Regions from separate parts of the Homo sapiens genome. Here regions 1 and 3 are each linked to region 2. Evidence: chromatin loops called from intact Hi-C (ENCODE). Cell type or tissue: mammary epithelial cell. All regions are shown on one strand.

Region 1 (8,000 bases), 110 kb before region 2:
AAGCCTAGAGAAAGATGTGAGCTGCAAAACTTTCTTTTGGTGGGTGAGGAGACTGGCGTGGGGAGAAGCGGTTTCTGCTGGAGGCGTCTCCACTGCAGGGTGGGGGGGCGGTGTTGGGAGGACTTCCACTTGCTGGCGATATTGACTAGAAAACAAGACTCATTTTGTCTATCTTTTCCTGGATAAAGGACTGATAGGCTCCCCCCACTGCAGCTGTTTTGTTCTTCAAATATATTATCACTTTTTAAACGGATGGTAAAGGAAAAAAATGCATTCATTTTTTCAGCCTAAGGAGACTGCAGGAAAAAGCAGTTCTGCTGCTGAGGTACAACGTAGCATAATGTTGTTTTTCAAAACACCACCAGTTCTGCCTTCCCCTTTTAATGGTATTCATTTTCCTTCTTAGAAAAGGGGTTAAAATTAGTAGGCACATTTCATATTAGCGTATTTCATGCAATAAAGCATAAATTATTTAAAATAACACGACCTTTTATCTTGCACCTTTTGAAGGAAGCAAATTAAAAATGTAAATTGGGAGCTAATTAATATGCAAATGTATTCATTCGCAGTTAACAATTAGCAATTAAACCTGCAGTGTCTACAAAGAGCACGGACAAAATTAGTAACTTAATTTATCATTAAAAAATGAAAACGTACACAAAATTTTAATTGACTTTCAAAATATTTCCCCTGCTTTTTTCCTTTCATTTTTTAATACCAAAAAAAAATTTTTTTAATATTATGCCTTACCTCTACAGATGAAATTGGGTACATGCAGTGTTCAGGGGAGTTCATTAAATAGGATTGGAGAAAAGCATGTTAGGAAAAGTTTGCCTTTTACATGAGGTATTAAAAGATGACATTTAAGAGTGTTGACTTGTGTTGCATAGTCGAGTTCAAGAGAGAAATAAATACATAGATTCTCCTGTGTTTGGGAATATAGAGATGGCAGAGATTTGTAGAGATAAGGGGGAGTATATGCGGCTTATGCACATAGATGTGGGACCGGCTGTGTGTGTGTGTGTGTGCGCGCGTGTGTGTGTCTACACCTTCTAGAAGACACACAGCAAACGTACAGGGTCATTTAAATGCTTCTGGTTCAGCTTTGAGAATTCCAGTACAAAACAGTTGCATGGAAAATCAGCAACAAATAGCTTAAGATGTAAATAAGATACTCTCGGTTGATCATGAGACACATTAGCATTCTATGTTTCATCTATCCCTCCTCACTACAACCCAGACACACATATTTTCCACTTTCTGTTTTCCTGTAGAATTTAAAGAGCAAACCTTTTGCATATTTTCCTGAATTTGGGGTTCATTTGCTGCGTCTCCTCACCATCAGCCTAGCTCTGCCTGCAGATGTAGCCTTATATTTTTACACACTCCCTTTCTAATGTCATGCAGCATAGGAAAGAACCCAGCAAACATAGGATCTGTTGCTTGCAACCTTATTTTGGTTATTTAAACAGCACCTGCTGCTCCAGCTCCATTGAGAGCTTTAAGTTTCATTCACAAGTGTTTTCTTTTGGTTTTTCTTGCTTCAGGGCTGACTCGGGGCGGCTGCGCTGCGTTCTCTCCCCTGTGAACTTTGCTCACGTTTTGGACTGGGCAGCATCTCGCGGTCTGCTCGAGCGGGCTGCCCTTCTGCTTAGAGCTGGACAGTGTTCTCGTCTGCTAGAACGGGATTTTATGGTCAACAGGACATTGCCATGTGTCACTGCAACACTTAGAGGGTAGTTTGAACTGGGATTGAAGGTCTGTCTGGCTGCTTTCCCCGGCAGGCCCCAAACTGGCTTGGATGCAATTGAGCCAGCATTTTCCAAGGTACTCTCATTCACAGTCATAAGGGACAAACGCATCTCATGTGAAAAACTCAAAGGCCAAGGAGGCCAGGGCATGAAGTATTAAGTTGATTTTATTCGGTTTCACAGAAGGCAGTTCTGTCTTGTTGACTAGCAACATTGTGACAAATTGTTCTCGATTAAATGCTTATTATGTGTTTATTTAGCTGTTTGCCTGGAACTAGAGAAGAAAAAAAAATGTGTTACAGTGTATGGCAATATTCTATCCTTTCATAATTGTACCAGAGAAATATGGCATTTTCTCTCCTAAATTTGTACTTATTTCGGGCTCTCTCACACTCTCCTGACAAGTCTGATACTCCAGAACTTCCCAACAATAAGAGAGACCAGGGAAAACAAACAAAAAAACTTGGTTTTAATGGAAAATAAGAGAAGAAGCTAAATATAGCTCTTGACTTTCACAGAATTGTGATTCAGATCTGCTAATTTCTATTTGCCTGGGAGAAATTTTAAGAGTCTCATCGCACCCCCCCCCCCCACCGCCCCCCGCCCCATGGCCATCCCCACCTCCCTAGACTGGAGGGCCCGGAAATAATGACTGGGAAGGAGTTTACCTGTCATCTGTGACACACCCGAAAGAAAGGTTTTTCAGCCAGGGACCCAGCTACAATGCCCAGGCTGGGAACTGTGTGGTTCAGAGGTTCATAGAAGGCATTTAGGAACCAGCTTATAAAAATTAATGTTTTCTTCTTTTATAGGAAATATGCACCATTCTATTTCAGTATGGAAAAAATACGGACCTTGTCACTGATCATTTTTCATGGACTATTTATTTAGGTTTTGAGCAGCTCAGAAGCCTTTTTATTCCTTTTGAGCTCCCCTTGGGATGCTGAAGAGAATAAAGATTTCTCCCTTCCAATACCGTGCACACATTTCACTGTGGGAACTGTCACCAAACTAAACAAAAAACTGAGTCCAAGCACCTTCCACCTCGTTGGCCAAAAAAGACCCAAACGGCCCTCATATTTTTATTTTTGCTTGTGCGCCTGCGATATTAAGCAGCTAACAACAATCTGAGAATTAAGTTACCACAATTAGGAATTAGAAGCAGGTGGCATAATAATGGCGCTTTTTTCATTTCATTTATTAGCAAAAAGAGAGAGAGGAGCTTCATTTATTTTCATCAGCGCCTCAGTAAAAGCATAGCAATTTGCAACACAAAAATCATTTCAAGTACCTCAGCCTTGTGCAAACCTTTTTTTTTTTTGTTGTTGTTCCTTTAAAAGCCTTTTAAAGTTCACCACCTCCCCCGCCCAACCCCATTCTGAAAGGACGTGCGTGTGTGTGGAGAGGTGAGTACTGGTGGGATCAGACTATTTCTCCCCCAAAGCAGTTTTGGGGGTTCCATAACCCAGGGAGCGAGGTGTGGGGCATCTCCTGCCCTGCCTGCCTCCGCCTGTCTCTCATTTAGTTTTGCACCGGCTTGTTTCAGTCTTGCAAAGATTTAATGCAGGGGCAACCTCTCTCCAAATAAATAAAGTGAGCAACACCTCTTTGCATGGCACCCTCCCATCAGCCATCCGGGCCAGCGCCTCCAGCACCCCACTGCCCGGCTCCGCGGCACCCCACTGTCCAGCCCCTAGCACCCCACTGCTGGTGCCGACACCCGCAGGCCCTACGCTTTTTGCGTTTCTACCCGCCGCTCCTCGCAGACCTGGCGCGGCGCAGCAACCTTTGCGCGCCCTCTAGCGTCAGCATCGGGGATTACCACGAGCTGGCCCGCACGCCGCCGCCGCCTCCAAGCACCACCCGCCCGCGGGAGAAGCAGCCCGGGCTGCAGCAGAGGCTGGGGGGCGAGGGGGGCGAGGGGCCGAGGGGGTGCCTGGGCTCGTGCATTTACACGAAGTCCCTCCGAGACGGAGGCGGGCGTGGGTGATTTTATTGCAAACTTTGGGGAGCCCCTTCCTTGGCTGCGGCCGCCCGCTGGTGTTGCCCCCGAACCCTGGGCATGGGGCGAGTGGCCCAAGCCCGGACCCTTGGAAGTGGCGCGGCGGGGCTGCCTTTCCTCGGGTGTTCGCGGCTCGGCGCGACCCTCTCTCCCGTCTGCTCCCCGCCGCTCTGCTCGCCCCCTCCCCTCGACCAGGTTCTGGCTTTCTGGCCTGTTCCGGCCTGGGGGACTCCCTTGTCCTGTGCCTCCCCATTCTACTCTCTGTCCACATACCCCTGAGTCTCTCTTTTCTCCCTGTTTGATTTATTTTAGAGCAGCGGATCACAATTTCTGACTTCCACTTTGCTCTGTCTGCCTTTCCCCATCCTACAGCATTCTCGCCGTTTGTCTTTTTTTCTTCCCTGTAACTTTTTCTTCTCTCTCTCTCTCCCCTCCCTACCTGTCTCCCTCCCTCTCCCTCCCTCTCTCTCCCCCTCTCTCTCTCTTTCTCTCTTTTTGAGAGAGTCTCCCTCCAGGCTGGAGTGCAGTGGCGCGATTCCGGCTCTCACTGTCGGGTGCCCGCCACTATGCCCGGCTAATTTTTATATTTTTAGTAGAGACGGGGTTTTTCCATGTTGGCCAGGCTGGTCTGGAACTCCTGGCCTCAACTGATCCGCCCGCCTTGGCCTCCCAAAGTGCTGGGATTACAGGCCTGAGCCACTAGGCCCTGCCTCTTCTCTCCTTTTCTGTTTCTCAGCCTCCAACTTCATATTTCTGTTTATATTCTTTCTGCCCCCTGTTCCCCAGGGAGTTTCACAGAAGAGCCACAGGCCTCTAGCATAGTCATCTAGAATGCCAGCCACCTCTTTTCCGTCCAGCGTCTTGGAATTAGTCTCCACTGGATCTTGCTGCCTGAGCTTCTGGTCTGCAGGGTGACAGGTGCCTTCTGCAGCCCCCTCAGGCCAGGCTTGTTTTTGTTTGTCCTTTGCTTTATAAACACAGACAAATAGCCGTTTATTTGGAATTCACTGTCCTCATTGAAGAGGTGGCATTAGGTGAGTGTAGGAATGGTGATGGGGATGGGATACCAGAGTCCAGAAGGCCGTGGTCACGGAGAATCCTCCACAAGCTCCCAGAGTTTGGACTTTCCAGGACAGCCTTGCATCTTCCCTGCCGATCGGGCAGCCTTGGAACCTGGCACAATTTTATTAAAGATATGTCCAGTTTTAGTGGCCACCAAACTTTTCAACGGTTGTTGGTATTTGAGAGAAGTCTCCATCACCAAAATAATAAAAGGAATTCAGATAAAACAATGAGTTAGTACATGAACCTATGGAGTGAGGAAAGATTACAATAAAATCAAAGGCTGGTGAGGGAGGAGAGAAGACAGGATGTGCAGTGGCATAATCTTGGCTCACTGCAGCCTCAACCTCCTGGGCTCAAGCTATCCTCCCACCTCTGCCTCCCAAAGTGTTGGGACTACAGGTGTGAGCCACCACACCTGAGCTTTGGGGGTATAAATTGGTAAAAAGAAATTTGGCAATCTGTATTAAGAAACTTTAAGATACTCCCACCATTTTTTTTTTTTTTTTTTTTGTGATGGAGTCTCTCTCTGTTGTCCAGGCTGGAGTACAGTGGTGAGGTCTCCACTCACTGCAACATCTGCCTCCTAGGTTCAAGCAATTCTCCTGCCTTAGCCTCCCTAGTAGTTGGGATTACAGGCATGTACCACCACCTCCGGCTAATTTTTATATTTTTAGTAGAGACGGGGTTTGGCCATGTTGGCCAGACTGGTCTTGAACTCCTGGCCTCAGGTGATCTGCCCGCCTTGGCCTCCCAAAGTGCTGGGATTATAGGTGTGAGCCACCGTGCCCAGCCAGATACACATATCTTTTGATCCAGTAATTCCACTGCTGAAAATCTATCCCAAAGAAAGATTCTGAAACGTGGAAAAAGCTGGAGAAGTAAACCAAGCTGCCATACTTGAAAGAGAAATTGGAAATAACCTAGATGTCCAACAAAAGTGGATGACGATTTGAGTAAACCAGGGTCCACCCGCCACTTAAAATTGATGCTGCCGTGGAGAACCATGTTGGTAAGAGTACAGTAACCTGGGAGTGCAGGTGATCGCGTGCTGAGACAAAAAGCAGGATTCAAAGCTGAATCCACAGCATGATCACGAAAAAGATGCTCCACAAAGTAAAAGTTACACAGAAAATACCCGCACAGTGCCTGTCTTTGTATGGTTGGAACTATGGGCAAAGTTTTTCCTCCTTTATCCTTCCACTTCTCTTTTGCCTTCTAATTTTCTTGAAAGAGTGAGATTTTACTTTTAGAATAGAATAAAAGTCACCTTTGTTTTTCCTTTTTAAAGTGGCTGTGAAAGCGACACGGGCTCTGTGGGAAGAGAAGTAAGGAGGACTTCTGGGAAGGAAACGAGGTTCTCGGATGAGCAGGGGCTGTGATATGAAAGTGATCAAGAGGTGAGTGTGTGGGGGGTAGGGACGGAGCATGGGTTTTGGAGAAAAGTGTAGCTAGATTCCAATCCGGCTTCCACTCCATGAGGTGGGGCTGTGCTGGGCTCCACCAAAGGCTTGCTGCTGCCTTAGCTGTTAAACACGGGCTTGGTTTCCTCAGCAACTGACCCGAGCACTGTGTATCTGTGGTCATCACCATGCTCCTGTGTGCTGATGAAACAAGGAACATACACAGTACAGTCTCACTGGAGAGAAAGCTACTTCCCGATGGGTGTCTTAGCCCAAGCCGGATGATCTGTGGGCCAGCACCTGAGCACCTGAGCAGTAGTTGCAGCCCTGGGCTTCACCTGCTCACACAGGGCTGTGTTTGGACAGGTGCATCCCAAAGCGTGCTCCATGGAGCACTGTCCCCAAGATGGTCCAAAATGCCTTGACACATGTATTGAGCACCTACTGTGTACCAGGGCTGTAAATTCCTCAAGGGCAGGGAGCAGATCACCCAGCAAGGGTCTCACTACAGGGCCAGGTGTGGTGGCTCACACCTGTAGTCCCAACACTTTGGGAGGCAGAGGTGGGAGGATGGCTTGAGCCCAGGAGGTCGAGGCTGCAGTGAGCCAAGATTATGCCACTGCACTCCAGCCTGGGTGACAGAGTGAGACCCTGACCAAAAACGAAAGAAAGAAAGAACAAGCTAATGAACGAAAGAAAGAAAGAAGAGAGAGAGAGAGAAAGAAAGAGAAGAGAAGAGAACAGAACAGAACAGAAAAGAAAAGGAAAAAAAGGCTCAGCACAGTAGAGGAGCTCAACATCTTAACTTTCATTCATTCAACCCATCCTTCATTTGAGGCTGATCCTTGGTGAAATTGGGACATTGAGGAAGCTTATTTTAGCTGACCCTTCATCTTCCATGTCACAGCTTCTCTTCTCTTGCTAGAAATTCATCCTGCCTCCCTCCTTCCCTACAGTGCTAGCTAATAGAACATTCAATGAGGATGGAAATGTTCTAAAACGTGTGCTGTCCAATGTGATTGCCACTAGCCACATGTAACCACTGAGCATCTGAAATGTGTCTAGTGCCACCAAACTACTGAATTTTTAATTGTAATACATTTTAATCTAAACCAAATAGCCACATATGGTTAGTGAGTACAGTATTGGACAGCACAGCTCTGTAAAAACCTGTCCTCAGTTTTGCCTCTGGTCTCACTCAAACTCAAATCCATCTTTTGTGTCCACCCTGTGATGAGCCCTTCAGGCCTTGCTCTAGATGTCACTTCAGTGGCATGCTGGAGTCGGCCTCCACTGGCTGGCACCAGCTTGCACCAGCTTGCAGGAGCACATGTTTGCATCTCTTCCCAACCTGCAGTGACTTAACATTGGTAGCTTGACATCAGCAGCTATGGAAGCATTTACACCATGGGAATGGGCAAACACTACACATCAGGTCTGTTTCCCCCCAGAGCCAGTCATTAAATGGCAGCGTTTACACCAGGGGAGTGGGCAGACACTACACATCACGTCTGTTTCCCCCCAGAGCCAGTCATTAAATATTTTCCAGTGTATCCATGAGTCACAGGGCCAGGACTTGCATTCCCCACAGACTGAGTGTCTCCTCCAGCCTTGCTCACCCCCATCCTGGCTCTGCTTTATTCACCTGGCTTCCCAGTGTCAGGTTGGGCTCTTGGACTGGGATCCTGTGGCTCCCAGGGCTTCCAGTTCTCACTGGACTCTCACGCTGCAGTTTTATGTCTGCTTCCTCCATTAGTTTTATAATCTTTTGAGAATAGGTAG
Region 2 (8,000 bases):
CATTTTATTTTATATGGTTTTGCTGGGATAGCAAAATATATTATAGTTTTTATAATATTTTCTGGAGAAATACTATAGAATAAGGATTAGTTAAGTTAGTTAAGAGCAAGGATTCTAGAGCTAGACTGCCTAGTTTTAAAACCTTGTTTTGCCCCTTAAAATGTGTGTGAATTTGGGCAATTTTTTGCTTTAATTTCTTCATCTGTGAAATGGAGTAACAGCTACCCACTTAATGATGTTTTAGTATAAAGCTACAAGAGTATATGTAAAACATAGATGTTAGCTTTTGCTCTCAAAGGGGTCTTTAATCGCTTAAATGTTAAAACCTACTGGTTTAGAAAATCATTGAAGAGGCAGAACAGCATCTTAAGTGGGAGATGAACGTGAGCACAGGCAGGATAGACTTTTATTCTACTGTATGACCCAATGGCCGTCTTCCTGTAGCAGAGGAAGAGGGCATGTGTGTAAGAGAGAAGGAAATAAACTTGGAGAAGGAGTCGGTGGCAGATAATGAAGACCCATAGAGGAAAGAACAGTTTGGAACCCATGTATAGTAGGTAGTCAGAAGCTATCACTTGCTCTTGAGCAAGGGATGAGGTGACATGGTGGTGAAAGTGGCATTTGGGAAATGGCTTACATGGTGAATTAAAGACTGTCTAAAGGGGAGTAAGACAAGAAAAACCCTTAGTGATGACTTGCTAGGAAGCAAATCTGTTTGACTGTGTGCTCCAGTATACAATAGTTATATTCCTAAGGAACAGTACATTATGAAAACCACATTTCATAGAGATGATTGGAAGAAAAGTGTACCTGGGGCTAGAGCATTTTTAGACTTGGAATAACAGCCTTTTCCTCTTTCCATAATTTGAGTATAAACGTCTTAAAAAAAAAAAACCAAGCACGGTATATTGCAGCAAAACCTAAACACCAAACAAATCTAGCACTAGATTGATTGTACTTGACTCCATCAGGTGTGGTCATGGGCTAGTTAACTTTCTGTCTCTCTTGTTTCCCTATGTGTGAGATGAGGATAATAGTGCTTACTTTATGAATTACTGTGAAGATGAATTGAAAACATGTAAATTGTAAGGGGCACAGAGTAAGTGCTGAGGAAATGTTTCTTGCAGTCATCATCACTGTGATTATCATAATTGGTTTCATTTGTTTGTCTATGATTTTTGTTTGTCAGTGGTGGTATGTTGCTTGAGAATGATGGTCTTTTTAAAAGTAGCCCACACTGTCATATCACATTTTACCATATACATTCTTATCACCCATTTTATGATAAAGTTCAGAACCAGTTAAACAGGGCTTTTGTTTGTGTGACTCCTGTGAGGTGACCAGGGACTAAGTGGGTCCAAGGTTGACTCTGTAAGCTGACTGACTTGGGCACTGCTGGAAAGAACTTCCCTGGTGTGGATCAGAAGTGCCTTAGAGTGTGGTGACAAATGAGAACACAGTCTAAGTCTTAACTCACCACTTACTAGTGATGACTTTACCTCCCAGCCCATTTCTTCTATAAAATGAGGTTGCTAGAAATGTCTCCTTTAAAAAGATGGCATTAGTCATATATCAGGCATTGATTTACTTTTTAGGTTGAAGCTCTTAAAAAGAATCATTATAGGTCTTAGAAAGTAAAGAAATAGAAAGTAGATTATTCTTCCAGCCCCCTTCCATGCCAGACATGCTTAGTTTTCCTTGTAACTCATTTGAATTAATATGTATGTAGGGCTTAGAGCAATGTTAGCTGCTACCATTATTAAATTATTTTACACTGATTTATATTTTTCTTTTACTTGCACATTTTATCCAAGTCTCCAGAAAAGTATACATCAAAGGTTTTACTTTAGAGGAGTTACTTAGAAATAGCTTTCATTTTACTACTCAATGGTAGAGCCGTCTTTCCAGAAGAATGTGGTAATGGTTTCTGTGAAATTTGTGGAATCATGTTTCAGTTGATGTTTATGATTTAGGTATGGTGACAAGATTAAGGTCTTATTAAGAGTAGTGGTAGGGTGATTTGTGAATAAAAACAAAGACCTATGTAACAGAATTTATTAATAGACCCCATGTTGAATTAAGCAGTTGTGTTTTAGCCACCTTTCAGGCTGTTACAGAGGTTGTATTTTTGTTACCTGTGTATTACAGGTTAAGTATGCCTTATCTGAAATGTTGGCACCAGAAGTATTTTAGATTTGGGATTTCTTAAGGATTTTGGAATATTTGCGTTAATACCTACTGGTTGAGCATCCCAAATCTGAAAATGGGAAATCCAAAATGCTCCAGTGAGCATTTCCTTTGAACATCTTGTTGGCACTAAAAACACTTTCTAATTTTGGAGCACTTCTGATTTCAGATTTTCAGATTTGAGATGCTCATCCTATGTTATAATCATTACACACATCACCTATTTAGTAAAAGCCAACATGTATATGTGCCCTGGTCTCATCTCTCAACCTTGCAAAATCTGTTACACAAAGGAAACCAGGAAGTCAAAGTTACCATTTTCACTTTATTATCTTACAAGCCAAGGTGCTAGGAAATCTTACATGAATGAATATATTTTGTCACAAATTTTTTTTTTTTTTTAATTGAGGTGGAGTTTGCTCTTGTCGTGCAGCTGGAGTGCAGTGGCTCAATCTTGGCTCACTGCAATCTCCGCCTCCCAGGTTCAAGCAATTCTCCTGCCTTAGCCTCCCGAGTTGCTGGAATTACAGGTTCCTGCCACCGTGCCCGGCTAATTTTTGTGTTTTTAGTAGAGACGGGGTTTCACCATGTTGGCCAGGCTGGTCTCGAACTGCTGACCTCAGGTGATCCACCAGCCTTGGCCTCCCAAAGTGCTGAGATTACTGGCGTGAACTACCAGGCCCGGCCACCACTGACTAATTTTATAACCTTGGACAAATCACTTTACCTCCAAAGACCTTAGTTATTTTATTTATTAAAAGATGTTTAGACAAGATGATTTTCTAATTTTCTTCCAGTTCAAAAATGAATAGAATTCTGAGTTACTTGTTCAACATCTTGTCTTTTAATGTTAGTCAACTCTTCCTTCCCTATTGAACTTGTCATATTGTTATCATAGAAGCCTATAACATATAAATGGGATTTTTGTATCCTACTGACATTTATTTCAGTTAATATGTAGTACAGGGGTTAAAAGCATGATTTTGCCACATACTAGAGGACAAATTATCAGTTTTCTTCTGCTGTAAAATGGGTATGATAGGAGTTACCTACTTTATAGAGTGATGTGAGGTTTAAATGCATTAATAACGTTTTAAGTACTTACAGTAGTGCTGTGTGCATACCAGGTGTTCAGTAAATGCTAGATGTTATGGTGTTGATGATTCATAATCTTCCTCATTGGAGATGTCCTGATACATTCTGAGTGTGGTTTTGATTTTTATTGATTTACTGAATGATTTCACCAGACAAGTTAGAATCTGGAAAACTATTGAAGATAAAAGTGGTCCTCAGAGCAGAAGCTAAGCAGTGTTATTGCAAATAGGTGATGCTTTTCTGTACATACTGAAATATAACGTGATTATTGAATCTGAGTTTTGGGTGTTGAAAGTGACCTTAGAAAGGGTGAGTCCCTGCTCTCTCATTTTACTTCTGTGGAAATTGAGGCCCAGGAAGTAATGTGACTCAGCCAAGGTGACATAGCTGCTTTATGCAAAGCCAGTTATCTTCATGTTTTTTCAGGATATTTGTTTTTCCCCAAATCTTGGCCATTGAGTGTTTAATGTACAATCCTTTTACGCCATTTAAACAATGGTATTGAATCTGGCTTTTGTTAAAGCATCTCACGAGAATCTTGATTTTAGCAGAATGTTGTTACTGCTGAAATATACCTTAAAAATAAGGAGAAACAGTCACAGGAAGGAAGCTGATATCCAGAAACATGAATTAATTTTAACTATGAGAAAAATCAATGCTGTCATTTTTATTCAGCTTGTTTTATTTTTACCGTGAATAAACTTGTTGGGTTCTCTCTGTGAGCATTATCTTAAATTGAATAGTCTCTTGAAACTAGCTGCGACCAGGAAGAGGCCCTCCAGGTAAAAAGCAGGACCTGAAAGCACTCTGAACTCTTTGAGATTTCTAGTTGGGAGAAATTGTTTCAAATGTTTGTATTTCTTTTTTAAAGAATACTTCTTTACTAAACATTGTCTTGAAAAAATTACTTTGAGAGTACTCATTACAAAGTTGGTTTTCTTGCATTGTATTTTGTTCATTGGCTTTTCATATTTGTCTTCAGTTACAGGTTTATGATAATGGATCGCTTTGGGAGTGACCTTCAGAAAATATATGAAGCAAATGCCAAAAGGTTTTCTCGGAAAACTGTCTTGCAGCTAAGCTTAAGAATTGTATGTGAGCTATGTTCTTCTTGTTTTTAAAAAATTGTTTTGAGTACAGTAAAGGCTAGTTTATGTTGAAGCTTGGTCCTCTGCTGGCTGGTGTTAGGTACTGCATTAACTTATTCTGTATGATACTTTCATAGCTGGATATTCTGGAATATATTCACGAGCATGAGTATGTGCATGGAGATATCAAGGCCTCAAATCTTCTTCTGAACTACAAGAATCCTGACCAGGTAGTTTTATAACTTTAATTTCTACTATTTAAAGCGTGTTGTTTGAAAATAAATATGGTTGCTTTGAACTTTTGAACCTGTGTAGAAGTTTTACTTTTTGAAGTAGATATGGTAATAATATTTCTTCTTGACACTTTGATCTAGTTAACATTCTACATTTTTGATGTGATTTGTTGGCACTTTATCAAGTTGGCTATTTTGCCCTAAATAATATTCAGAAGAAGTGCTTGTGATACAAAATGAATTTCAAATAGCTATTTGGGGGTGGAAGCTTAAAATTATATAGTACACCAATGAATTATGTTTGCCTGTCTGCTTTGTCACTTTTTTTATTCCTTTGTTCAAGAAATCCATCAAATGTAAGTGTTCTATTACTTGGAAAATTTGGTCTTTAACATGTTGATTATTCAAATCAATTGGTTTACAGAAATATCTTAGCTGTCTAAATTTGTATACCCTTAGTGTTTGGAATTCAAATGTGCATTTTTTTTTTAGCTTATTACATTCCCTTTGTAATTTTTACTTTCTAAGGAAAGGAGAAAAGCTAATGTTATTATACCTTTATTTAGGTCAGTTTAGTTGAAGTAGAGGGATCTATACAATTTTCCTGTATAACTGTTTCTGTGATTTCGGTGAAAGTAAGGTTTAGTTGACATTCATACTTAATGTATGTTCTCACTTCTTACTTGATCTTACATAAAAAGGAAGATTTAAACATTTTAAATGTGTTTGGGTACTTTGATTATTGTAATTATTTGTCAGTACTCTGTACTTCATTCTTTCTCTCAAATGTACCTTTAACTACCTTTGCTTAGTTTTTCCTTTTTCCTTTGGCTCTCTTTTCTTTTTCTGTCGTCTCGTATTTGCTTCCCTTCCTCCAATGTCAGTTATGGTGGATAGAAGGGAATCTATATAAGTATAAAAGAAGAAAGTTACTATACTATTAAGATAGTGTGCTAATGGAGAAATCTTAAAAAGGCAATCATCAAATTCATCTCTGCTCTTTCTAGCCATTTCTTTTTAGATATTTCTAGGCTAAGAACAAAGAAAACGCAGCTAACAACCTGAACAATAAGGGTTCCATTAATTGAAATAGTCTGGACTTGTACAGTATAATAAAATACAACTTATATCACTTTGTAGGTGACTAAAACATGCTGCCTTTGTTTATATGGAAATATTTTTGCAGCTCTGTTATCCTTCAGACATATGCTTTGGATGGGATTATTTTTCCAGTGTTAGATGTATGTGCTAGATCTAGCCACATATTTTTACTTCAGTTTCCTCTTGTGCCCAGATGCATGCATTTGTGACATTTACTCAGAATTAGAGATGTAATGTGTGGCTATGGAATGGAAGAAAGCCAAGTTTATTAGCTTTGTATGCTAATCAGACCCACATGTATATGCCCACGAATAAGTATGTATATAATATTAAAATTTACTTTTAATCATGAAGACTTGGCTTTAGAATATAGTATTTAGATATAGATAAAAGCCTGATCTAACAGTTCTTTAGATCATTATTATGATGTATGAAATGTTTTTATAAAGTAAATTGAAATTTGATTATTTTACAAGTGAAGAAACAGAGGAATAGAAGGTAACTAACATATCATGTGTCAGCATCATTAGCAGTCTTCTACTGGGTGTGCTTTTCTGTGTGGAAAGTAGCAGTTGTATTGCAACAAGTATTGACGGTTTGCTCTGTGCTCAATTTTAGAGTCTGTAAGATAAAGTATAAAATGTATAATTTTCGTTCAAATTGAGACAAGATTAATTACAAGTATAACATATACTTATCTTAAAAAAGTATATAAAGTCAAGTGATTACACTGTAGCTATGTGGTCATTTAACATTTTTATTAAAAATAAAAAGCCTTTCAGAATTAAGTATTTGCTGTTGTTTGCATTTTGGATCTAAATTGTTTGGAGTGTTATGGAATGACCTTGTAGGTGAACCCACCTTCAGATGCCAGTATTTTGTTTCTGTGCTTTAAAGGGTTATATGTGCAGTGATTTTGACTTTAGTTTGTCTTGGTGCTTGGAAATTTATAGGTGTACTTGGTAGATTATGGCCTTGCTTATCGGTACTGCCCAGAAGGAGTTCATAAAGAATACAAAGAAGACCCCAAAAGATGTCACGATGGCACTATTGAATTCACGAGCATCGATGCACACAATGGCGTGGGTATGTCAGTAGTACTGGAGTGAGAAATAGACTGCTAATGTTTTCACCCAGATTCCTACATAGTTCTTAATTATGCATAAGTAAATGAATAGATAAATAAAAATTGAAAAGGCACAGTGGCATGAGGAAAGAAGGCAGAGGTGAGACTCCTACAATTGTATTCCAGGACCATCTGTGTTCTTCTGTCCTGCCTTTTCCTCGCAGCCTTCAAAGATAACCAAGAAGGTGGTAGTGGTTCATTCAGCTGCCATGAGGATTTCTTTTTGGTTTTATTTAGTTTAATTGGAATGTTTGTTTTTGTGTTTTTTCTCAAGTTTCTTATGTATCTACAACTTTGTAACAGCTAACTTTTATTTTGTTACCTGTTAAGTTAGTTTATTTCTTCAGCAGTCATTTCTTCTGTGCTCAAAGCTGTGGAAGAACTCAAATACCCAGTTCTCTGGGCCTCTTAATAGCATATAAAAATTTTAAGAATATCTTCAAGTTTTCCAAAGGAAAACTAGTTTTATTTCTAGACTAACAGTCTCCGCTTGAAACCCTGAAATTTACCAATTTGGGTTTTAAAGTAGATTATTAGCTAGAAGTTAATTGGGAGGTAAGCTATTTCTTTTATACTGTCCAATGTTCAGTACCTAGGTGAAATGCAGTCAAAATTTTATGATGAAAAACAGACTGTGGAGTTGACTTGTTTTATGTTATTACTTTATATATACTTTAAATTATACATTAAAAATTATTTCAGTCTACCTAATGTTCTTCTCTTGCATTTGTAGCCCCATCAAGACGTGGTGATTTGGAAATACTTGGTTATTGCATGATCCAATGGCTTACTGGCCATCTTCCTTGGGAGGATAATTTGAAAGATCCTAAATATGTTAGAGATTCCAAAATTAGGTAAAGGAAAACTTAAGTTATTTCTAGCAAAATCATGATAAGCCAAATGTTTTTAGTCACAATTTCTTGATAGGAACTATAGTTTCAACTGATACTGATATAGAAATAAGAAAGTACTTGTTAAACAGTAAGGTTCCTTGGTCTTTTGTTTATTTTAGAAAAATGTCTGTAAGCATATTTAGGATGTAGCACAATATAGCTTAATGTGCTATATATTTTTATTTCATATTAACATATGACATCAAGCTTCAGTGACTCATTCTTTAATTTTTAACAGATACAGAGAAAATATTGCAAGTTTGATGGACAAATGTTT
Region 3 (8,000 bases), 89 kb before region 2:
AATAAATCAAAATAAAATCTGAGTTGGCCGTGGTGCTTATTCTTAATGACACACAGGAAACTATAAACCAGCCATGCTACATAATTGACCACTGAGGATTTTTCACTCTCAGTCAGTTTGAGATGTACCGAATCCAATATCACATCAGTGATTTGATTTGTTAATAATCAAATTGCAAATACCTTTTCATTTGGCTTCAAAAAGCAAACAGCCATTCGGAATAATTTTTATGGGTCTTGGAATGCAATATAAACTTAAAATATTGTGTTTGCAAGTCCTATTGGCATGACCGTATTATAATTTATATTGGCCTATTTTGATGTACAGTGGCATAATGAAACTTTAAAAAATATATTTTGCAAAGCTGCATCTAAGCCCAAGCCGGCAGCACAGATTAATGTAAGAACAGCATGGGGATTCTTTGCATATTTTTTTTTTACGGAGATTTCTAGAGAACATTCTACTCACCAAAACTTTAACCTAAGCAAGATTTGCAAAGATTTTCAGAATCCGTCTCTTGTCACATTTCCAGGCACACTGCCTGATGCCTTTCTTCCTGCCTCACTCTTCCCCATCTCATACATCCCCTGTCCTGCCCTCCTATTTGCAATTTTATGAAGCTTTTGTGTGTATACATGTTTGCATTCTGTTTCTATTCCCTCCATCTATAATGCCCTTCTTCCCGTCTCTGCTTGGAGGATATCTCTTAGACATTCTTCAGCTCCTGGCTAACATGCTATCCCTGCTGGGAACCTTCTCTGACACCCCCAGAAGTTATTACTTCCATTCTTCCACAGCAGTTGAAAAGGAACTCTGTTACAGCTCTTGTCATAATGTGTTACTGTTATTTGTTTACATGCACAAACTCTGAAGTCCTTGACAGCCTGACCATGATATATTCAATTCAAAAACCCCAGTGCCTACCACCATGCCTGGTGCATAATACATGCTCTGTAAATGTTTGTGTAATGGTGCTGTGGATGAATGAGTGGGTAGATGGATGGATAAATGGAAAGATGGATGGAAGGATGAGGAGGTAGCGAATGAATGAATGGGTGCAAGGAAGGATGGGTGGGCTGTTGGACAGATAGGTGGATGGATGGATGGCTGGGTGGGTGGATGAATGATGGGTTGGTGGATAGATTGACAGAACAGATCCTCCTGGAGGATAATGCTTTCCCTGACATTGGAAGCATTTAAGCACAGGTTATAGAGAGACTTCAGGACCTAAATGTGTTGTTAGACAAATTAATCTATTAGATGTTTCCAACAAAAAAAGCCCTTGATTCCACCATGTTCCTGTAGAGCTACGCTTCAGCACAGAATTGCAGTAGAGGCTTACTTTACTTTTAAAGCCTGTTTTTTGTTTGTTTGCTTTTTGTTTTTTGGAGACAGGGTCTTCCTCTTCTGCTCAGGCTGGAGTGCAATGGCACAGTCATAGCTCACTGGATCCTTGAACTCCTGGGCTCAAGTGATCCTCCCACTTCAGCCTCCTGAGTAGCTGAGACTACAGGTGTGCAGCAACAAGCCTGGCCAGTTTTATTTTATTTTATTTTTGTAGAGTCGGGGTCTCACTGTGTTGCCTGGGCTGGTCTTTAACTCCTGGCCTCAAGCAATCCTCCTGCCTCAGCCTCCCAAAGCACTGGGATTACAGGCATGAGCCACGGCGCCCAGCGAAGCCTATTTTTCGAAAAGGGTCAGGGAAGGCCTCATTAACAAGATAACATTAAAACAGAGGCCTGGGGGAAGAACAGCCAGGCCTAGGGAACAGCAAGAGCTGAGCCTGCCTGCAATGTCCAGTAACTGCTAGGAGTGTGGCTGGAACAGAGGGAAAGATTTGAGATCTGACACTTTACGGCTTCTTTTGTGCCTTGCTGAGGGAGGTCTTGCTCACTTGGCATTCTAGAGACTGTTCCCCTATCTTTTAGTCATACACTTTTATAGTTTAGAATTTTACTCTTAGCTGTTTGATTTAACTAGAATCTATTATTGTATATGGTGTGAGGTAAAGTTCTAAAATTATTTCTAAATGGAGGGCCAATTATCTCAAGGTTATTTCTCGAATAGTCTGTGCTCTCCACTAATGTAAGATGCCATCTTTACCACCAACAAAATTGTCATTTATCCAACAGTTCTTTTTTGTATTCTCTCTTATTTCATTGATCTATTTGTCTGTTTCTGTGTCTGTTTCTAGTACTTAAGCTACTAGAACATGTAAGATGTTTGACATTTTTATTCTTCTTGGACTCAAACAGATGGACTTGAAAATCACTTTATCAAGTTCTATAAACTTTTTATTGGGAATACATAACATTTAAAAGTGAATTTGAGGAATACTGACATCTTTATAGCAGAGTACACCATCTACAAATAGTATGCTCTTGATTTTTTTAAAGCTGTCTTATATCATTGAGAAAAGCTTATAGTTTTTTTAAAAAATAGAATGTGCACATTTTTTGTAAAGTTTATTTCTACATATTTGTACTGACAAATGTTATTTTTTTTTTGTGAACAGGATTTTTTTCCTATTATATTTTCCAATTGGTCATTGTGTATAGAAAACCTATTATCAGGATAAATAGCTAATGCATGCGAGGCTTAATATTTAGGTGATGAGTTGATAGGTGCAGCAAACCTCTATGGCACAGGTTTACTTATGTAACAAACCTGCGCATCCTGCACATGTATTCCAGAACTTAAAATTTTTAAAAAAAGTAATAAAAAAGAAAACCTATTATATATATTCCAGAAACTTATTGAAATCTCTTATTCTTTCTAGTGCTTCTTCAGTTAGAAAGCAAATGATCATATTGCCTGCACAAAATGGGAACGTAAATTTCTTGCTTTCTTATATTTATTATTTTATCCCTCTTCTCACCTAATTGCTTTGACTAGTACCTCCAGCAAAATGTCGTATAATAAAGATGATAGCAGGTATCCTTTTCTTGTTCCTGACTTTAATAGGGAGGCTTCTAATGATTCATCGTTGGAAATTATGTTTGTGGGGTTTTAGGGCATAGGCTAAATGGTACAAGAAGACTCCAAAATACTATGGCTTAAATAAGATAGAAGCTAACTGATCTCTTACATAAGAGTTCACAGTGATAGTCCCGGGTAGGCAGCACAGGGCTGGTTCTGCTATTCTCCTCAGGTAGCTTCCAAACATGATCAGTCATTGCTGTTTTCCAGCTAGCGGGAGATAGGAGAGGGATGTCGAGCTTCCTCTTTAAAGCAGTAACAAGGCAAATTATAGGTATGCCTTCTATTCACATCCCATTGGCTGAAATTAATCACCTGACCACTCTCAATGGCAAAGGAGCCTGGGAAATGTAGTCTGTAACTTAGTGACCACATACCCACCTAAAGCTATAGTTCTAAACTACAACTAAAGCTAGGGTTTAGGAACCATTACAAAAGGGAGGAAGTGAGAATTGATGATGGGGGGGCTACAGCAATCAATGCCACAATGTTCTTTATCAACATAAGGAAATTTCCTCCTATTTCCAGGTAATAAAAAGTTTTTTTTTAATTTAAATCTGGGATTAGTTATTTTATTTTACCAGATTATTTTTCAACATATTTTGAGATGACCATATGATTTTCTCTTGTGATCTGTTAATAAAGTGAATTTCCTAATGTTGAACCATATTTGCATTTCTGGGATTAGGCTCTACTTGATTAAGTTGTGTGATTTCCATAACAGACCATTGATCATATTTTATTTAGGATTTGCTTCTATGTTTATAAGTGATACGGACCTGTAGTTCTCTTTATCTGTGCATTATTTTTGTTTTTAATATCAGGGTGATGCCAACCTGAAAGGATGGGCTGGGAAGCTTCCTATGCTCTATAAAAGTCAATAGATCTAAAACTATTTTTTAAAGGTTTGGGGGAATTTGTTCTTAAAACGATCTGGCATGGTGATTTTTTTTTTAAAGAGATAGATCTTTGATTACTGCGGCAGAGACTCCTAATTGTCCACAACCTTGGTTCTCTCCTTTTTCTAAGATAAGAGAACCCTTGACTTGTAGCTGAGTGAAATGCCTAGAAGGAGACACTTTCCTGGCTTCTCTGTGGCTAGAGGTGGCCAAGTTTCAAAACCCAGGCTGTGAAAAGTTTCAGATTTTCCGTTGTGAAGACAAGTAATGTTTGTGTGCCACTTCTGGCACAAGCCTTTAAATGTGGAAGTGTTCCCCTTATTTCCTCAATTTGCTGCTTTGAAAGGGGACTGAGAGGTGGGTCAGGTAGCAAGTTAGGGTGGCAAATCCAGAAGGCAGAAGGAGCCTGGGTTCTTAGTGCCATGAAGCTGCCATGCCAGCTCCTAGACAGGTGAGTGGACGTTTCTCTTTTCTTTGAGCCACTTATTTTGTGTTTTTGCTATAACTGCTAAGCCTACATTTAATTCATATAAGCCAGGGGTCCCCAGCCCCTGTGGTGGAAGGAGACAGAAGGAGGAAGGAGTGGCAGGCAAGCAAGTGAAGCTTCATCTGAATTTACAGTCACTCCTCATTGCTCGCATTGCCGCCTGAGCTCTGCCTCCTGTCAGATCGGTGGCTGCATCAGATTCTCATAGGAGCGCGGACCCTATTGAGAACTGTGCATGCAAGGGATCCCTGTGGAGGGAGCCACAGGCAAGCACCAGAGGGCAATCACAAGGAGCTGAGGGGACCCCCAGGTGATCGCCAAGAAGAACTTACAGTCCCAAGGAACCGAATTCTGCCAATAGCAGGAATTGCTTGGAAGAGGACACCAAGCTGCAGGTGAGAAAGCAGCCAGCCAACACCCTCAGTGTAGCCTTGTGAAGTCCTGAGCAGAGTCCCGCGATGTCATCATGACACCTGACCTTCTGAACTAAGATAATAAATGGATGTTGTTTTAGGTAGCAGTCCCCAACTTTTTTGGCACCAGGGACCAGTTTCAGGGAAGACAATTTTTTTTTTTTTCACGAACCAGGGGTTGGTGGGGGATGGTTTTGGGATGATTCAAGCCCTTTACATTTATTGTGCACTTTATTTATTTTATTTTATTTTTATTTTTTATTATACTTTAAGTTTTAGGGTACATGTGCACAACGTGCAGGTTTGTTACATATGTATACATGTGCCATGCTGGTGTGCTGCACCCATTAACTTGTCATTTAGCATTAGGTATATCTTCTAATACTATCCCTCCCCCCTCCCCCTACCCCACAACAGGCCCTGGTGTGTGATGTTCCCCTTCCTGTGTCCATGTGTTGTCATTGTTCAATTCCCACCTGTGAGTGAGAACATGCGGTGTTTGGTTTTTTGTCCTTGCGATAGTTTGCTGAGAATGATGGTTTCCAGCTTCATCCATGTCCCTACAAAGGACATGAACTCATCATTTTTTATGGCTGCATAGTATTCCATGGTGTATATGTGCCACATTTTCTTAATCCAGTCTGTCATTGTTGGACATTTGGGTTGGTTCCAAGTCTTTGCTATTGTGAATAGTGCCGCAGTAAACATACGTGTGCATGTGTCTTTATAGCAGCATGATTTATAATCCTTTGGGTATATACCCAGTAATGGGATGGCTGGGTCAAATGGTATTTCTAGTTCTAGATCCCTGAGGAATCGCCACACTGATTTCCACAATGGCTGAACTAGTTTACAGTCCCACCAACAGTGTAAAAGTGTTCCTATTTCTCCACATCCTCTCCAGCACCTGTTGTTCCCTGACTTTTTAATGATCGCCATTCTAACTGGTGTGAGATGGTATCTCATTGTGGTTTTGATTTGCATTTCTCTGATGGCCAGTGATGATGAGCATTTTTTCATGTGTCTGTTGGCTGCATAAATGTCTTCTTTTGAGAAGTGTCTGTTCATATCCTTTGCCCACTTGTTGATGGGGTTGTTTGTTTTTTTTCTTGTAAATTTGTTTGAGTTCATTGTAGATTCTGGATATTAGCCCTTTGTCAGATGAGTAGACTGCAAAAATTTTCTCCCATTCTGTGGGTTGCCTGTTCACTCTGATGGTAGTTTCTTGTGCTGTGGAGAAGCTCTTTAGTTTAATTAGATCCCATTTGTCAATTTTGGCTTTTGTCACCATTGCCTTTGGTGTTTTAGACATGAAGTCCTTGCCCATGCCTATGTTCTGAATGGTATTGCCTAGGTTTTCTTCTAGGGTTTTTATGGTTTTAGGCTTAACATTTAAGTCGTTAATCCATCTTGAATTAATTTTTGTATAAGGTGTAAGGAAGGGATCCAGTTTCAGCTTTCTACATATGGCTAGCCAGTTTTCCCAGTACCATTTATTAAATAGGGAATCCTTTCCCCGTTTCTTGTTTTTGTCAGGTTTGTCAAAGATCAGATGGTTGTAGATGTGTGGTATTATTTCTGAGGGCTCTGTTCTGTTCCATTGCTGTATATCTCTGTTTTGGTACCAGTACCATGCTGTTTTGGTTACTGTAGCCTTGTAGTATAGTTTGAAGTCAGGTAGCGTCATGCCTCCAGCTTTGTTCTTTTGGCTTAGGATTGACTTGGCAGTGCAGGCTCTTTTTTGGTTCCATATGAACTTTAAAGTAGTTTTTTCCAATTCTGTGAAGAAAGTCATTGGTAGCTTGATGGGGATGGCATTGAATCTGTAAGTTACCTTGGGCAGTATGGCCATTTTCATGATATTGATTCTTCCTACCCATGAGCATGGAATGTTCTTCCATTTGTTTGTATCCTCTTTCATTTCATTGAGCAGTGGTTTGTAGTTCTCCTTGAAGAGGTCCTTCACATCCCTTGTAAGTTGGATTCCTAGGTATTTTATTCTCTTTGAAGCAATTGTGAATGGGAGTTCACTCATGATTTGGCTCTCTGTTTGTCTGTTATTGGTGTATAAGAATGCTTGTGATTTTTGCACATTGATTTTGTATCCTGAGACTTTGCTGAAGTTGCTTATCAGCTTAAGGAGACTTTGGACTGAGACAATGGGGTTTTCTAGAAATACAATCATGTCATCTGCAAGCAGGGACAATTTGACTTCCTCTTTTCCTAATTGAATACCCTTTATTCCCTTCTCCTGCCTGATTGCCCTGGCCAGAACTTCCAACACTACGTTGAATAGGAGTGGTGAGAGAGGGCATCCCTGTCTTGTGCCAGTTTTCAAAGGGAATGCTTCCAGTTTTTGCCCATTCAGTATGATATTGGCTGTGGGTTTGTCATAGATGGCTCTTATTATTTTGAGATATGTCCCATCAATACCTAATTTAATGAGAGTTTTTAGCTTGAAGGGTTGTTGAATTTTGTCAAAGGCCTTTTCTGCATCTATTGAGATAATCATGTGGCTTTTGTCATTGGTTCTGTTTATATGCTGGATTACGTTTATTGATTTGTGTATGTTGAACCAGCCTTGCATCCCAGGGATGAAGCCCACTTGATCATGGCGGATAAGCTTTTTGATGTGCTGCTGGATTCGGTTTGCCAGTATTTTATTGAGGATTTTTGCATCGATGTTCATCAGGGATATTGGTCTAAAATTCTCTTTTTTTGTTGTGTCTCTGTCAGGCTTTGGTATCAGGATGATGCTGGCCTTATAAAATGAGTTAGGGAGGATTCCGTCTTTTTCTATTGATTGGAATAGTTTCAGAAGGAATGGAACCAGCTTCTCCTTGTACCTCTGGTAGAATTCAGCTGTGAATTCATCTGGTCCTGGACTTTTTTTTGTTGGTAAGGTATTAATTATTGCCTCAATTTCAGAGCCTGTTATTGGTCTATTCAGAGATTCAACTTCCTGGTTTAGTCTTGGGAGGGTGTATGTGTTGAGGAATTTGTCCATTTCTTCTAGATTTTCTAGTTTATTTGCGTAGAGGTGTTTATAGTATTCTCTGATGGTAGTTTGTATTTCTGTGGGATCAGTGGTGATATCCCCTTTATCATTTTTTATTGTGTCTATTTGATTCTTCTCTCTTTTCTTCTTTATTAGTCTTGCTAGCGGTCTATCAATTTTGTTGATCTTTTCAAAAAACCAGCTCCTGGATTCATTGATTTTTT

What was found. Hi-C counts contacts between places; a loop is a spot of excess contacts. Peaks named below come from ENCODE experiments on the same cell type or tissue, not always from the same donor. Only the 100,000 strongest peaks of a DNase experiment are listed, where the experiment ranks them.
Region 1: a loop joins it to region 2, with 4 times the contacts of the local background. A loop is called at or near these places in 6 of 110 quality-filtered maps.
Region 3: it touches region 2 in a loop (4-fold over the local background); 2 of 110 quality-filtered maps call a loop at or near these places.

Annotation. Positions count from the first base shown.
Region 1 is chr14:96,738,055-96,746,054 of GRCh38, forward strand. LINC02299 (long intergenic non-protein coding RNA 2299) reads left to right here and starts at 3,137. Exons shown (of 4, transcript NR_146552.1): 1 at 3,137-3,157; 2 at 6,107-6,215. RefSeq lists an enhancer at 2,803-3,303 and a silencer at 3,639-3,688. In mammary epithelial cell, a CTCF peak has its summit at 3,540 (motif pointing left); no DNase peak of the experiment used is centred here; H3K4me3 peaks cover 645 bases.
Region 2 is chr14:96,848,567-96,856,566 of GRCh38, forward strand. It overlaps VRK1 (VRK serine/threonine kinase 1), which reads left to right. Exons shown (of 13, transcript NM_003384.3): 6 at 4,265-4,373; 7 at 4,508-4,600; 8 at 6,658-6,790; 9 at 7,564-7,684; 10 at 7,962-8,000. Among named protein-coding and RNA genes, the nearest start is that of VRK1, 55 kb to the left of the region's middle. In mammary epithelial cell, a CTCF peak has its summit at 4,454; no DNase peak of the experiment used is centred here.
Region 3 is chr14:96,759,609-96,767,608 of GRCh38, forward strand. All of the region lies in intron 3 of LINC02299 (long intergenic non-protein coding RNA 2299), which reads left to right. Among named protein-coding and RNA genes, the nearest start is that of LINC02299, 22 kb to the left of the region's middle. RefSeq lists an enhancer at 3,167-3,216. In mammary epithelial cell, no CTCF peak of the experiment used is centred here; a DNase peak (open chromatin) is centred at 3,273.